Regions from separate parts of the Homo sapiens genome. Here region 2 is linked to region 1. A link is a loop called in an ENCODE intact Hi-C map of the cell type or tissue named here. Cell type or tissue: B cell. All regions are shown on one strand. Links, peaks and the distances in the headings refer to the core of each region. The heading gives the core; the rest is flanking DNA.

Region 1 (8,167 bases), core at 2,134-7,133:
TGTTTTTTGTTTTTGTTTTTGTTTTTTCTGAGACAGAGTCTTGCTCTGTCGCCCAGGCTGGAGTGCAGTAAGTGACATCACAGCTCACTGCAGCCAACTCCCCAGGCTCAGGTGATCCACCCACCTCAGCCTCCCGAGTAGCTGGGACTACAGGCTTGGGCCACTAGACCTGGCTAAATTTTTGTATTTTTTTGTACAGATGGGGTTTTACCATGTTGCCCAGGCTGGCTTTGAACTCCTGAGCTCAAGCAAACTGCCCACCTTGGCCTCCCAAGGTGCTGCGATTGCAGGTATGAGCCACCACGCCGAGCAACAACTAACTTTTTTATAACTCCAAATGCATTCCATAACTGCCCTTCTCTGGCTTCTTCTGTCCCCCATCTGCTTCCCTTGTGATAAGTCTTCACTTCCTTCCTGCTCCCACCTCATTAAAGCAGGCCTGGCTTTTGGAAAGGTGATGGAGGCGGACAGTTTTCTGAATGTGCCTGCAGCCAGGAGCCCACCTTCCTCCCCAGCATAGTCATCATCCTCCCTCCCCACCCCCAGCACATAAGCATGCCTGTTGCAGAAGTGCCACATTGTGGACATCTGACCACAGTGAACATCAGGTGTACATGCACTAGAGGCCTTCCGTGAGCCTAAGCTCTCATATGTTGAAAAGGTACCAATGACACTATTAACTTGGAGGCAGGAGAAGCATCTAAATGAAGTGATATGGGGCATTTTTCTTTTTTATTAGAAAGTTTAATTAGAACATCTCCCTGAGTGTTTTAATTTCAGGATGGACTCAAAGAAATGGCTTTAAAATAGTCCCTCTAGAATTGGTCAATGGTTTTCCTTAACAAGGTTGAAAAGATATTTTGAGACATCTTTTACTAGTTTAGATACTGAAAATGTTCAAGAAAAAATGCTTCTAGTTTGGAAAGATGTTTCTATTGAGATTTGACACCCTCCCAACTATTTCTACCTCTCCCCTTTTGAATTTTAACTTTTACTCTACTTATGAAAGGATTCATTTGGCCTTGAACACTAGAAATTAACTGTTTCCCTAAGGAACACAAATCTGTGGATTTCCTAATATATCCAGGAAGATAACAACAACAAAAAAAAGCAGAGCTCGCTATTGGAGTCAGAGGTCTCTGGCCAGGAGGCTGACGCAACCTGCTAACATTCTTTTTCACCCTTTCACCCAAGGCCATGCAGTGAGAAAAGGACACTGGATTTAGGATAGACCTTACAATTGATCCATGTCCTCCATTCCAGAAATGGCTGGGGGAAGATGAATATTGCGGCCAGGGGCGGCTTGTGTGACAATTCCTGCCCACACAATCACAGTTGTCTCTCTCAGCACCCTGTCAGGGCTATTTAATACAGTCCATTGCAGCATGCTCCAAAACTCCTTGTATCCCGCTGACTACAAACCAATAAGTTTGCTGAATTCTCTAAGGCAGAGGTTCATAAACTAAGGCCCACGGACAGAATATCAGTTTTTAGTCAGGGTTCTCTAGAGGTACAGAACTCATATATATATATATATATATATATATATATATATATACACACACACACACACACACACACACATATATATGTATATATATGTGTATATATATATATACGTATATATGTGTATATATATATATATATATATGAGTTTATTAAGTGTTAACTCACACAATCACAAGGTCCCACAATAGGCCGAGTTCCAAAACTGAAGAACTTGGAGTCCGATGTTCGAGGGCAGGAAGCAACCAGCAAGGGAGAAAGATGTAGGCTGGGAGGCTAGGCCAGCCTCTCTTTTCACGTTTTTCTGCCTGCTTATATTCTAATTGAGCTGGCAGCTGATTAGATTGTGCCGCCACAGATTACGGGTGGGTCTACCTTTCCCAGCCCACTGACTCAAATGTTAGCAACGCCCTCACAGACACACCCAGGATACTTTGTATCTTTGTATCTTTGAGGAAAAGAGGGAGAGTCTGTTTTGTGATCTTTCTTGTGCTTGGACCTCACTGGAGAAGTCTACGGGAGATACTCTGTATCCTTCAATCCAATCACGTTGACACTGAGTATTAACTGTCACAATCAGGGTCTGCGAATATGGGTGAGAGAAAATTACATACTTATTTTTACTAACTTCCTACTGAAATTTAGCATTTCCTCAATTATGTACATAAGCAACAAATCACAATAGCATACCAAGTTCCTGAGACTTTGTCACTACAGGAAATTGTCAATATTTTCATGTTCTCTTTCCTTGTGGCAGATACCTCAAAATACCAGCTATGCTCATCACCCCTTCACAAGTATGGTGGTTATTAGGTCTGAAAGTTTGTGTCCCCCCTTTCCAAAGTCATATGTTGAAGTACTAACGCCCAATGTGAAGGTATTTAGGAGGTGGGAACTTTGGGAGGTGATTAGGTTTAGATGGCATCAGGAGGTTGGAGTCCCTATGATGGAATTGGTGCTCTTATAAGAAGAGGAGGAGATACCAGACCTCTCTCTCCCCGTCCTCTCTCTCTCCCCACTCCTCTCTCTCTCTCTCCCTGCCATGTGGAGATCCAGGGAGAAGGTGGCACTGTGAAGCCAGACAGAGGGCCCTCACCAAAACCCAAATCTGCCAGTGTTACCAGGGGTCTTTGTTCTTAGAGCTCCCAAGATGCGGGGGGGCCGCTCCCAAGATGGCAGCAAGCCTCTTATTCTCTGACCTGGGGTTCTTGGCCTCACGGATTCCAAGGAATGGAAGCTTGGGCCATGCGGTGAGTGTTATAGCCCTATTAGAAGCTGTGGGTCACGGAAGAGAACCGTGGAACCCAGCGACTAGTGTTCAGCTCCATTAGGAGGAACCCGGGCACTTAGCCGTGCAGGAACAATGGCAAACTTTTAGCCCAATCAGGAGTGGCAACAGGCGCCTCCTTGGATCAGGAGCACAGCGGACACCCTGCCAGATCCGGAGGGATGGAAGTCAGCGGCGGGTCTGCGGCAGTGGCCAACAGCAGTGGTGGACAGTGAGCGAAAGCTCAGCTCGAGCCGTAACAAACACGGTCCAGAAGAGTGCAGTTGCAAGATTTAATAGAGTGAAAACAGAGCTCCCATACAAAGGGAGGGGACCCAAAGCGGGTTGCCGTTGCCAGCTCCAATGCCTGGGTTTATATCTTGATCACTGTCCCCCCACCTCCGTGCTCAGGCGATAGATGATTGGCTATTTCTTTACCTCCTGTTTTTGTCTAACTAGCATTTTAGTGAGCTCTCTTTACTACCTGATTGGTCAGGTGTGAGCTAAGTTGCAAGCCCTGTGTTTAAAGGTGGATGCGGTCACCTTCCCAGCTAGGCTTAGGGATTCTTAGTCAGCCTAGGAAATCCAGCTAGTCCTGTCTCTCACCAGCATCGTAATCTTGGACTTCTAGCCTCTAGATCTATAAGAAATCATTGTCTGTTGCTTAAGCCGCCCAGTCTGTGGGCAGCTTGTTTGTTATAGTAGCCAAGATGACTAAGACACATAATATCACATATTTTTAAAGAATGTGGTTACTTCGCTTGCCCATAATTGGTTTCCTTTACAATCCCATGTATTTCCTTTTATGCATTTGAAACCATTATTTTAAGAATAGGTCTATAGACTTCTCCAGTGACGTCCAAGCACAAGAAAGATCACAAAACAGACTCTCCTTCCTTTCCTCCATCTGGGCCACATCTTCACTTAACAAGAACAGCTTCCTTACACCTCCCAGATTGAGGAATGGTGGGTGAGAACACGGTATAATAAAGCTTGTTTTATGGTCTCTGCCCTTGTAGATCAGGGTCTCCACTCACAGACTTTGCCCTCTAACCTCAGCCACTATCTGACAAGCATCTGCTGGTTGGCGGAGAGGATGTGCACAGATGGGTGTATACCCAACGCTGCTCCCAGGAATGAATCCCAAAGCCACCAGATCTTACCAAGGGTGACCTTCACACAGAACAGCACATGGACACACCCCCCCCCAGGACTGTGGGTGGAGCAGTTGGAAGGCCACCACTAATTGTGGAGTTATGTTAAGGCTTACGCTGATTCTGTGTTATGATTTCATTTTGGAATAAAAAACCAGAGCCCTGTATTCCATCTTGCCAGAACTGCTTGCTAGTGATTTGAACTCAAGAAATCTGGTACAGGCAGGGTGTGGTGGCTCACGCCTGTAATCCCAGCACTTTGGGAGGCCAAGGCAAGTGGATCACCTGAGGTCAGGAGTTCAAGACCAGCCTGGCCAACACGGCGAAACCCTGTCTCTACTAAAAATACAAACGATTAGCCTGGCATGGTGGCGGGCGCCTGTCATCCCAGCTACTTGGGAGGCTGAGGCAGGAGAATCGCTTGAACCTGGGAAGCAGAGGTTGCAGTGAGCTGAGATCACACCACTGCATTCCAGCCTGGGAGACAGAGCAAGACTCTGTCTCAAAAAAAGAAAAAAAAAAAGAAATCCGTTACAGCTTTGAGCTTCAGTTTCCTCATCTTTCAAATGATGGCTACAACTGCAAAGGTTTATTTTTCAAAACATGTTCTCTCCCTGTCTCTCTCTCTCAAATTCCTTCTTCCTTATTTTGACAGCTACTACATTTGAGCTTTTTAATTTGAATATTATTGGATGGTAACCCACTTACAGAGATAGGAAGTTGGACGTCTTGAAGAAAGGAATTTCATCTTAAAGTCCATTATATTTTTAATCTAAACTGCTTGGACTAAAACAGCTTGCTTTAGGACAGGGCTGGGCGTGACTTTTTATTTTGCTTTGTTCTCAGTTTTGCTTTATCTAGAATCTGTGTTTCAATATATCAGCTCTAGGTGGCAGTAATGTACCATGAAGATGTGTGCTTTACCAGGTAGCAGGCTGCCAAGTTTCAAGTCTTGAGGCTTGAGGTGGAAGAGAACCTTAAGGAAAATTTTAATGGGATTACTGGGTGCCAGCGCTATCTAGACACTCTGTGAGCAGGTCAACTCACGACTGTTGTCCCCTGTGACTACCTTGGAGGAAGGAAGGAAAGCTACAGGCTCATGAATACATTACATGAAGGATGCAATGAAATATTTTATGGTATAGGGATTTTTCCAAACCTGTGCTCTACATATACTCTGTCTCTGTCTCTCTCTGTCTCTCTCTCTCTCTCTCTCTCACACACACACACACACACACACACACACACACACACACATTGAGATAAGAGAAGCTACTTCTTCAAAACAAGGTTTGTTTATATAATCAACTCATGACCCCTCTCCTCTTCTTTTTTCCTTTCCTAACTCTAAAAAAAAAATAATTTTACTATCCATTTGTCTCTAAGGTGAATGAGCTAAGACACAGTAGTAATGTATAGTACTACAGTAGTCACATATAGTAAGCATATGTGTATATACTGAAGAACGTGAGCCTGAGGGGAGAGCACATTTGAGGGACAGTGTATTGTTCATTATTCATTCCTTTGGATTTCTTTTTTGTTTTGTTTCCGTTTGTTTTGTTTTTTTTCTTTTTTGAGGCTGAGTCTCACTGTATTGCCCAGGCTGGAGTGCAGTGGTGCAATCTTGGCTCACTGCAACCTCCACCTCCCAGGTTCAAGCTATTCTCCTGCCTCAGCCTCCCGAGTAGCTGGGATTACAGGCACGCACCACCATGCCTGGCTAACTTTTGTATTTTTAGTAGAGAAGGGGTTTTACCATTTTGGCCAGGCTGGTCTCGAACTCCCGACCTCAAGTGATCCACCCGCCAAGACCTGCCAAAGTGCTGGGATTACTGGTGTGAGCCACCGCACCCGGCCTTGTCTGGATTTCTTTACAAGAGTTTACGTAGCCATTTCCTCATCTGTAAAATGAGACTAATAGTTCCACCTTCGTATGGTTGTGATGAGGATTAAAGTGGTCCACAGATATACAGGTGATGAGCTGCCTGATGCATACACAGGAAGCTGCATGTGGACGCTAGCTGTGACTACTGTCACTATTACCCAAGGCTCTTTGCTTTTTCAAGTTTTTGTTTAAAGTTTTTTGGAGAGACGAGGTCTCACTATGTTGCCCAGGCTAGTCTCTAACTCCTGAGCTCAAGTGAACCTCCTGCCTCAGCCTCCCCAAAGCCCTTTGCTTTTTATCTGAAGGAGTAGAGAGGCGATCTGGGCACAGCCACCTAGGGAGAAATGAAAAGGAATACAGAGAAACACACCACACATACCCACCCCCCCCCACACACACAAATACACACACACACAGACAGAGATACACACACACACACAGAGACAGACATAGATACATACACACAGGGACACAGAAACACACAGATATACACACAGAGGGACACAGAGACAGACACAGATACACACACACAGGGACACACATGCATGCACACACACAGCCTGTACAGAATATAGGGAGATGTGAAACCCCATCCATAAGGCTGCTAAAGGCAGCTAAAAGGGGGAAGATGAAAGTGTAAAGGAGGTGTGGTAAGGTCTTGGCTAATTTACCTTGTTAGGATGGATGAATAGTAAAACTGGTTTTTTAGGGTTAAGAAAGATAAAGGGAGAGAGATGATCATGAGCTGATCATAGGAAAAAACTCTGTTTTGGGAAAGCAACTTCTCTTTTTTCAGTATCTGGGGTTCTTGGGATATGTGTAGTAGTGCATGACAGCACAGCCGAACACACTGAGAGTGGCCTTTCTTTATAGGAACGGAGGCACTGTCCCACGCTGCGACTCTGTCGTGAGTGAAGATGGGTGGTGTGGAATCAGAACAGATTTGCTCTGCCAGAGACCCTTGTGTAGTCCTCCAGTATTCCTTTGGGGTCATGTGTTGATTTATGTCTCTGACTTTGAGACAAATACATGAAAATCCAAACTTAAAAATCAAAAGTGAGTGAGAGACTCTTCAAGTAGGAAGAAAATTCTACACTTTACAAAATAATTCACTACTGTACTCCCTTAAATCACTGATGGAGGATATGATTACATTTCCGTAACACCTCACAGAACTGTAGTAAGGGGCCATTGTATCCAAGATCTTTTCTTTCAAGTGGATTCCTTAGAAAGCAAAAAGGTTTACAAAAAGAATTATTCCCATGAAGATTAGTCAGTTGATATGATCCATGCAGATACTGTCTCGGAAGCAAATGTTCATGTAGCTGGTAAATTTCTGACATGATGGGAAAGGTTTCTGGGTGTCCTTCAATTATCTTCTCTCTTCTCTTCCCATTCTTTATTTATTTATTTATTTTTGAGAATGAGTATTCCTCTGTCATCCAGGCTGGAGTGCAGTGGCATGATCTTGGTTCACTGCAACTTCTGCTTCCTGGGTTCAAGCAATTCTCCTGCCTTAGCCTCCCCAGTAGCTGGGATTACAGGCATGTGCCACCACACTCGGCTAATTTTGTATTTTTAATAGAGACAGGGTTTCACCATGTTGGCCAGGCTGCTCTTGAACTCCTGACATCAGGTGATCCTCCTGCCTCAGCCTCCCAAAGTGCTGGGATTACAGGCGTGAGCCACCATGCCCAGCCCCCCATTATTTATTATTATTATTATTATTATTAATTTTGTGAAAATTTTTACCCCTGTGACTAGGGGAAGACAGAATTTTAACCCCTATATTCCAGCAGATGTGGCTTTCCAAAAGCAATGGTGAGGTTGAATGAGGAAAGAAAGGATGAAAGCTTTCCACTCTCAGGAGGCTGCATGCTTTGAGCTTCCTAAGAAGTACTAAAGGTAGATATCACGGCTCAAGCTTCCAGACTGCTTCACAATTGCAAATAAAGATCTGAAAACTTGTTCTTTTACACTTCTTGGGAACGTTTTTAATTAAATCAGTGGTCAAATTTGCAAATATTCTCCATCGGAAACTTTTGTTTGGCAGGAGCTGCAAACTGTGATGTCAGCCTCTGATTTGAAAACCTGGCCCTTCCAAGAGAATAATAGAAGTTATAAAGAAAAAAGAAATGTGTCTGTGCCAAACCAACAAAAAAGAATAAAAGTTTATAAGATTCTAAATTGAATTTGCTTTTGTCATTTCCCCAAAAGATGTTAGGAAGAATACCAACTTGCTTTAGAGGTTAACCAATTAATTAATGTGGAAAGCTGAAAATATATTATCTCAAGATTGCTGTGTAGTTTATTAGCTGAGAAATATGTTTATTTTTTGCTTTCTAGATACTGTGG
Region 2 (8,167 bases), core at 1,336-6,335, 190 kb after region 1:
AAATAAGGTTACAGGGATGAAGTCACCTATCTTGAAAAAACAGGTCTCTTGGGTATACAATGCTAAGTTGACAATTCTTTCCCTTCAGCACTTAAAATATATTGTCATCCTTCACTTCTTAATACTTGAGAAAAAGAACATCCTTCCATGCCTCTTGATGAACCACCAAGGAGATCCACAGCAGTCATGATGGGGCCCCAGCATGAGAAGACCCTGCACTCAAGTTTCCTAGGAAACTAGAAAACTGGCTTAATGTGTTGTTGGGAGCAATGGCACACCCATGGCACATGGGAGAACAAGCATCTGGGCAAGAAGCATGAAACCTTCAGCCTGACTCCAGAATTCTGGCTCTAATAGTGAAGGAAGTTGCCTGAAATAATTATTTTTTTCTTTTTTTGTAGAGATTTTCTCTTTCAATCTTTCTCTGTCCTTAAATTTTACGTGTCTCTAAAAATAGCATATCATTGTATTTTTTTAATCCAGTTTGAACACTGTTTAACTGAAGAGGTTCATTTACCTTTACAGTGATTTCTGATATATTTAAATTACTTCCAACATCTTATATGAGTAGGGTAAACAAAAAGTACCAAATAAGATTTAAATTAATACACTTATTAAATATTTATATACACACACATCTGTGTATGCTTATGTGTATATTTTCTTCCTTTTTTTTTCCTCCTGGGGATTAATTAAGGTTTTTTGCCAATTTATTTTTTCCCTTGGACTGATTTGAAAACAAACATTCTGCAGCCACATGCTTTATAATATTTCAGTCAATGAAAGACTGCATATAAGACAGTGATCCCATAAGATTATAATAGAGGTGAAAAATTCCCATTGCCTAGTAACTTCGTAGCCAATGTCAGAGCACAATTTTTCATATAAACTTAATGTAGCCTAAGTATGCAACATTTATAAAGTCTATAGTAGTGTACAGTGATGTCCTAGGCCTTCACATTCACTCACCACCCACTCACTGACTCATACAGAACAACTTCCACTCCTGCAAGCTCCATTCATGACAAGTGCCTGATATAGTGTGGATGTTTGTCCCCTCCCAATCTCATGGTGAAATGTAATCCCCAGTGTTCAAGGTGGGGACTGGTGGGAGATGTTTGGGTCATGGGGTCAGATCCTTCATGAATGGGTTGGTGCTATTCTCATGATAATGAGTGAGTTCTCACTCTGAGTTCACACAAGATCTGGTGATTTAAAAGAGTGTGGTACCTCCCTGCTTTCTCTCTCTCTCTCTCTCACCATGCAATATGCCAGCTCCCCATTGGCCTTCCACCATGATTTCTGAAGCTCTCACCAGAAACTAAGCAAATGCCAGTGCCATGCTTCCTGGATAGCCCGAAGAACTGTGAGCCAATTAAACCTCTTTTCTTTATAAATTGCCCAGCTCAGGTATTCCTTTAAAGCAATGTAAACAAACTAACACATGCCCTATTAGAGGTGTACCATTTTTTATCTTTTATACTATATTTTTACTGTACCTTTTCTATGTTTAGATATCTTGGCTTTTTTTTTCTTTTTTTTTATATGAAGCCTCGCTCTGTCGCCCAGGCTGGAGTGCAGTGGTGCGATCTGTAACTTCAGCTTCCCGGGTTCAATCATTTCTCCTGCCTCAGCCTCCTAAGTAGCTGGGATAACAGGTGTCCACTACCACACCTGGCTAATTTTTGTATTTTTAGTAGAGACAGGGTTTCACTATGTTAGCCAGGCTGGTCTTGAACTCTTGAACTCAGGCAATCCGCCTCCCTTGGCCTCCCGAAGTATATATCTTGGCTCTTTCTTCTGAAGTTGTTGTCCATCTTCTTGAGGTATATCTTTTAGAAATTCCTTAGTGACAATCTGTTGATGATAAACTCAGCTTTTATTTATCAGAATAATCTATATTTCGGGTTTGTTATTGAAAAAGTTTTGCTGGATATACAATTCTACATTGATGTTATTTTCCTTCAGCACTTTAAAAATATTGTTTCCTTCTTTTCTGGTTTCTATTTTTGCTCTTGATACCTTTACTGACAGTATAATTTGTTCTTATTTGTGTACTACATTTTTAACATTTTTTGTCTTCGATGGTTTGCAATTGTATTACCATATGTCTAATTGCAGGTTTTCTTTAACATTGCCAGAAATTTGTCTTTTCAATGAGCCACCTTTTAACTTTGTTGATACTCACTATTGTTTCTTCATTTTCTGTTTCATTACTTCTCTATTATTTCCTTTCTAAATGTTCAGCTTCTCCTTATAAGGCTAAAAATTTCTCATGAAATACCTCTTTGGTTATATACTTAAATGTTGATATGTAGTATTACCATTCTATTTTTAATATTTTTGAATTTTCATTATGCTTTCTCCTTTTAATTCACTGGGTATTTAGAATTTTATTTAATTTCCGAACACACAGAATTGTTATCTTTTCCTGTTGATCTTTACCTTAATTGCACTCTAGTCAAAATAGGTGATCTCTGAAATTTGTTGAGATGAGTTTTATGGGTCATTCATGGTCAATTTTTGTGTATGTTCCAGGTGTACTGGTAAAAAATACATATATCTTCCAACTTTTGGATGCAAGGTTTTATAATATATTATAGTATTATTAGTTCTAGTAGTAGTATTGAAATCACCCATGTCCTTATTGATTTACAATCTTTCGATCTTCAATAATTGAGAAAAGTCTGATATAGTTTGGAGACTTGTCCCCGCCCAAATCTTTTTTTTTTTTTTTTGAGCCAGAGTCTCACCCTGTCGCTCAGGCTGGAGTGCAGTGCAGTGGCCCAATCTCAGCTTACTGCAACCTCTGCCTCCTTGGTTCAAGCGATTCTTCTGCCTCAGCCTCCTGAGTAGCTGGGACTACAGAGGTGTGTCACAACTCCCAGCTAGTATTTGTACTTTTAGTAGAGACGGGGTTTCACCATGTTGGCCAGGCTGGTCTCGAACACCTGACCTGATGATCCACCCGAATCAGACCCCCAAAGTGCTAGGATTATAGGCGTCAGCCACCGCGCCCGTCCCCCACCCCCCCACCCAAATCTTATGTTGATTTTCATCCCCAGTGTTGGAAGTGGGGCCTGGTGGGAGGTATTTGGATCATGGGGATGGATCCCTCATGAATGGCTTGGGCCATCCCCTTGGTGATCAATGAGCTCTCATGCTGAGTTCACTCGGGACCTGGTCCTTTGAAAGTGTGTGGCACCTTCCTCCTGCTCTCCCTCTCTTGCCTCTGCATTTGCCATGTGAGATGCCTGCCCGGCTTCAACTTCTACCATGACTGTGAATTTCCTGAGGCTCCACAGAAGCTGAGCAGATGCCACTATGCTTCCTGTAAAGCAGGGGTGTCCAATCTTTGGGCTTTCATAGGCCACATTGGAAGAAGAATTGTCTTGGGCCACGCATGCAATACACTAACACTGACGATAGCTGATGAGCTTTAAAAAAAATTGCAAAAAAGTCTCATAATGTTTTAAGGAAGTTTATGAATTTGTGTTGGGCCACATTCAAAGCTGTCCTGGGCCACATGAGGCCTATACGCCACAGGTTGGACAAGCTTGCTGTACGGCCTGCAGAACTGTGAGCCAATTAAACCTCTTTTCTATATAAATTACCCAGTCTCCGGTGTTTATTTACAGCAATGCAAGAATGATCTAATATAGTGCGTTTAAAATATTTACGAGAGTGGATTTGTCTATTTTTCCTAATAGTTCTGTCCATTTTCCTTGGTATACCACAAAGCTCTGTTATTAAGTGCACGCAAGTATTCTCTCTTCCTGCTAAATATGTTTTATTATTATGAAGTGGCCCTCTGTACTACGGCTAGTAGTGTTCTGTCCTAACATTGGGATTTTCTGTGTTAAGCTACAGCACGGTGCTCGTGTTAGTCCTAAAATCCAGCCTGTAGACACAGTGAAGGGCACACCTATAAGAAGACTTCCGTTTGTGTGACGGAGGATTACACAATAGTTGTCAGACGGTGGTCCCTGAACCAATTCTATTTCAGGATTCTCGGGATTCAGGATTCTCAGCTCAATCAGAACAAATACGTAGCAGTTTTCCTCTTCTTATTGGTAATTTTAATGACTCTTACTTTGTGGAACTCTCCCCCTGGGTGCCCTAGGAGCAGCCCGGGAGGAAAACCGAAAGCTAATCTGTTGTAGATGCAGGCCCTTCAGGTAATTTGAGCCCAGCTGAGGGGTTGTCGTTTCACCCAGCCGTGCAAATGGTGCAAATGTGTCCTGTTGAGTCGCCCTGGCTTCCGTCACTGTCCAGGTGGAAGCCCCTCCCCGGAGCAGCGCGGGCCGCAGGCCACCCCCTCGTGCCCTCGCCTTCGCCTCACCGGCGCCACCTGTTCTTCCTCCCTTTCCTGCGGGTCCCAGCCGCTGGTGCCCTCTGGTGGCGGCCCTGCTGGCCTTGTCGTGTGACATGCGGGGGGCGTCGTGAGTCTACTGGCTTTTGCGTCGCGTCCTCGGGAGGGGTAGGACCCCCTCAGGCAGTGAGGCCACCTCCGCCCCCTCCCTCCCTGCGAACGGGTGGAGCTGCTGCTTCGCTCTGCAGAGCCACGCCCCTTGTCCGTGGCTGAGACCCTGACCCAGGTGCAGGAGTTCTCCACAGAAACCAGAGGCGATCTCACTCCCGCCCTGCCCTCCGACGTCCCTCTGCCTCCCGCCAAGTCCCTGCCCATCACCCTGCGAGTACCGGGCAGCTTGGCGAAGAGCCAGCAGGACCGCAGGCCAGGCTCTGCCCGGCCCGAGGGATCCTACTGGGACTTCGTGGGAGGGACGGGTGGAAATTCCCAGATTCACAGGAAAGGCACAGGGAAGGCAGAGTTGCCACTTCATTAACTCTGTTCTGCAAAAGAAAACTCACCTGCTCTCTCTCCGGTTAGCTTGCTTCCTCTCTTCTCCCCTCCCCGCCCTCTAATCTCTCTCTCACACGCACACACACACACACACACCGGAAAAGAGGGAAAACCAGTTTTCCTCTTTTTCTCAACTGTCTCACCTGCACAAGGCCACTGTATTAGTTTGCTAGGGCCACCGGAACAGTCAACACACTGAGGGGCTTAAACAACAAAAATTGATTCTCTCACAGTTCTAGAGACTGAAAATCCAAGATCAAAGTGTTGGCAGGGTTGGTTTCTCCCAAGACCTCCCTTCCGTGGCTTGTAGATGGCCACTTTCTTGCTATGTCCTCATGGTCTTTTCTCTGTGCCCCAGGACCCCTGGTTTCTCCATTAGACATCACATATTGGATTAAGGCCCACCCTAGTGGCCTCATTTTACCTCAGTCACCTCTGTAAAGACCTTATCTCCAAATATGGTGACATTCTGAGATACAGGGGTTGGGTCTTCAACATATAAACCTGGGTGGGTGGTAAGGGGAACACAGTTCAGCCCATGAGAGTCACCCTGTTGCCTAACCACTGGTGATGGGGAAGGAGTGGTGTAGGATCAGAAGAGGAAGTTTAATGTCTGAGGTTGTTGCCGGAATAAACACATCACATTCCCCTGTTACCCATATTTAAGCCCTCTCCTTCACAAATACTGGTGTGACACTCCCGCTTAACTGCCTCACCTGGATGACAATAAACTTGTTCCCAATTGTTGAGCACTTGAAAAACAAAATGTGGGGGTCATGGGGAAATGAACCTTTCCCGTACAGTAGAAATTGCTTCCTTGTGTGCAAAGAGATTGAACCAGAAGTATAGACAGGAGGTTAAAAAGTCCCTGGAATCACCCTCAGCAGAAGCAAAGAAAAAAAAAAATGAAAGCCAAAGCCAATGCTGCTGGAGCTGCCTGAAACCCCAAGACCACACCTTGAATATGCTGTTGAGAGGTGACAGCGTACTGGCAGTCCTCACAGCCCTCACTCGCTCTCGGCACCTCCTCTGCCTGGGCTCCCACTTTGGCGGCACTTGAGTAAGCCCTTCAGCCCACCACTGCACCCTGGGAGTCCCTTTCTGGGCTGGCAAAGGCCGGAGCCGGCTCCTTCAGCTTGCAGGGAGGTGTGGAGGGAGAGGAGCGAGCGGGAACCGGGGCTGCGCGCGGCGCTTGCGGGCCAGCTAGAGTTCCGCGTGGGCGTGGGCTTGGCGGGCCCCGCACTGGGAGCAGCCGGCCAGCCCTGCCAGCCCCAGGAAATGAGGAGCTTAGCACCCAGGCCAGCGGCTGCAGAGGATGTACTGGGTCCCCCAGCAGTGCCAGCCCACCGGCGCTGCTCTTGATTTCTCACTGGGCCTTAGCTGCCTTCCGGCAGGGCAGGGCTCGGGACTTGCAGCCCGCCATGCCTGAGCCTCCCACCCTCTCCGTGGGCTCCTGTGCCGCCCAAGCCTCCCCGACGAGCGCCGCCCCCTGCTCCACAGCGCCCAGTCCCATCAACCACCCAAGGGCTGAGAGGCGCGGGACTAGCAGGCAGCTCCACCTGCAGCCCCGGTACAAGATTCACTGAGTGAAGCCAGCTAGGCTCCTGAGTCTGGTGGGGTCGTGGAGAACCTTTATGTATAGCTCAGGGATTGTAAATACACCAATCAGCACCCTGTATCTAGCTCAGGGTTTGTGAATGCACCAATGGACACTCTCTATCTAGCTACTCTGGTGGGACCTTGGAGAACCTTTATGTCTAGCTCAGGGATTGTAAATACACCAATCAGCACTCTGTATCTAGCTCAAGGTTTGTAAACACACCAATCAGCACCCTGTGTCTAGCTCAGGGTTTGTGAATGCACCAATCGACAGTCTGTATCTAGCTGCTTTAGTGGGGCCTTGGAGAACCTTTATGTCTAGCTCAGGGATTGTAAATACACCAATCGGCACTCTGTAGCTCAAAGTTTGTAAACACACCAATCACCACCCTGTGTCTAGCTCAGGGTTTGTGAATGCACCAATTGACACTGTATCTAGTTACTCTGCTGGGGCCTTGGAGAACCTTTGTGTGGACACTCTGTATCTAGTTAATCTAGTGGGGAGTGGAGAACCTTTGTGTCTAGCTCAGGGATTGTAAACGCACCAATCAGTGCCCTGTCAAAACAGACCACTTGGCTCTACCAATCAGCAGTATGTGGATGGGGCCAGATAAGAGAATAAAAGCAAGTTGCCCGAGCCAGCAGTGGCAACCCGCTCTGGTCCCCTTCTGCACTGTGGAAGCTTTGTTCTTTCACTCTGCAATAAATCTTGTTACTACTCACTCTTTAGGTTCACGCTGCTTTTATAAGCTGTAACACTCACCTGGAAGGTCTACAACTTCACTCCTGAAGCCAGCAAGACTGCAAGCCCACCTGGAGGAATGAACAATTCCAGACGCACCGATTTAAGGGCTGTAGCACTCAGCGCGAAGGTCTGCAGCTTCGCTCCTGAGCCAGTGAGACCACAAACCCACCAGAAGGAAGAAATTCCAAACACATCCGAACATCAGAAAGAACAAACTCCTACACGCGCCACCTGAAGAACTGTAACACTCACCGCGAGGGTCTGCGGCTTCATTCTAGAAGTCAGTGAGACCAAGAACCCACCAATTCTGGACACACTGTCACACTGGACATTTTTTTTTTGCTACCGTAAGGCTCTGAGAAGCATTAATGAGAATTACAGATGCATTTGTTCCAAGGAAACTTTTCACTGAAGTATAACTCATAGCAAGCTTAACTGCTCACCCCCCCACTCCCCAGACACCCTCCAGAGTATCTAGATCTTCACTACTTTTGACTTCTTGCAAAACTACTGGAGCAAAACCAAGATAGACAGCTTTTATTCATGTATCTCACAGCACCATAACTGAAGATGTTTTGGTTCCCATTTATCCTGAGTGAACCTATTTAAAACACAGTAAATGACTGCAGTGAGCCTATTTTGTGTGATCCCAATGAACTTCCGCACAGCAATGCATTTTCTAGCTCAGTGTATCTTGTGTCTTGTTCTGTAACCACTGCCAAGAGCTACTGGCTTTCTTTACCCAGAGGCTCTCCGGGACAACTGATTCCAAGCAATTGGAATCCTCACATCCGGTACCAGTTGAAGGAAAAAGTGTTTCACATCCATTAGAATGGCTAGTCAGAAAACCAGAAAATAATAAGTATCAGGAAACATGGAGAAATTTGGACTCTTATGCACAGTGCGTGGGAATGCAAACCGGAGTAGCTGCTATGGAAAACAGAAGGACAGTTTCTCAA

What was found. A loop is a pair of places that touch in the nucleus more often than their neighbours do. Peaks named below come from ENCODE experiments on the same cell type or tissue, not always from the same donor. Only the 100,000 strongest peaks of a DNase experiment are listed, where the experiment ranks them.
Region 2: it touches region 1 in a loop (23-fold over the local background); 6 of 110 quality-filtered maps call a loop at or near these places.

Annotation. Positions count from the first base shown.
Region 1 is chr6:14,063,646-14,071,812 of GRCh38, reverse strand. No RefSeq gene overlaps it. Among named protein-coding and RNA genes, the nearest start is that of CD83, 50 kb to the left of the region's middle. RefSeq lists a silencer at 2,148-2,249. In B cell, for the core only: CTCF peaks have their summits at 4,621 and 4,821 (motif pointing right); a DNase peak (open chromatin) is centred at 4,812.
Region 2 is chr6:13,870,155-13,878,321 of GRCh38, reverse strand. No RefSeq gene overlaps it. Among named protein-coding and RNA genes, the nearest start is that of RNF182, 51 kb to the left of the region's middle. RefSeq lists a silencer at 4,251-4,390 and an enhancer at 5,504-6,086. In B cell, for the core only: CTCF peaks have their summits at 4,187 and 4,389 (motif pointing left); a DNase peak (open chromatin) is centred at 4,381; H3K4me3 peaks cover 1,173 bases; H3K27me3 peaks cover 420 bases.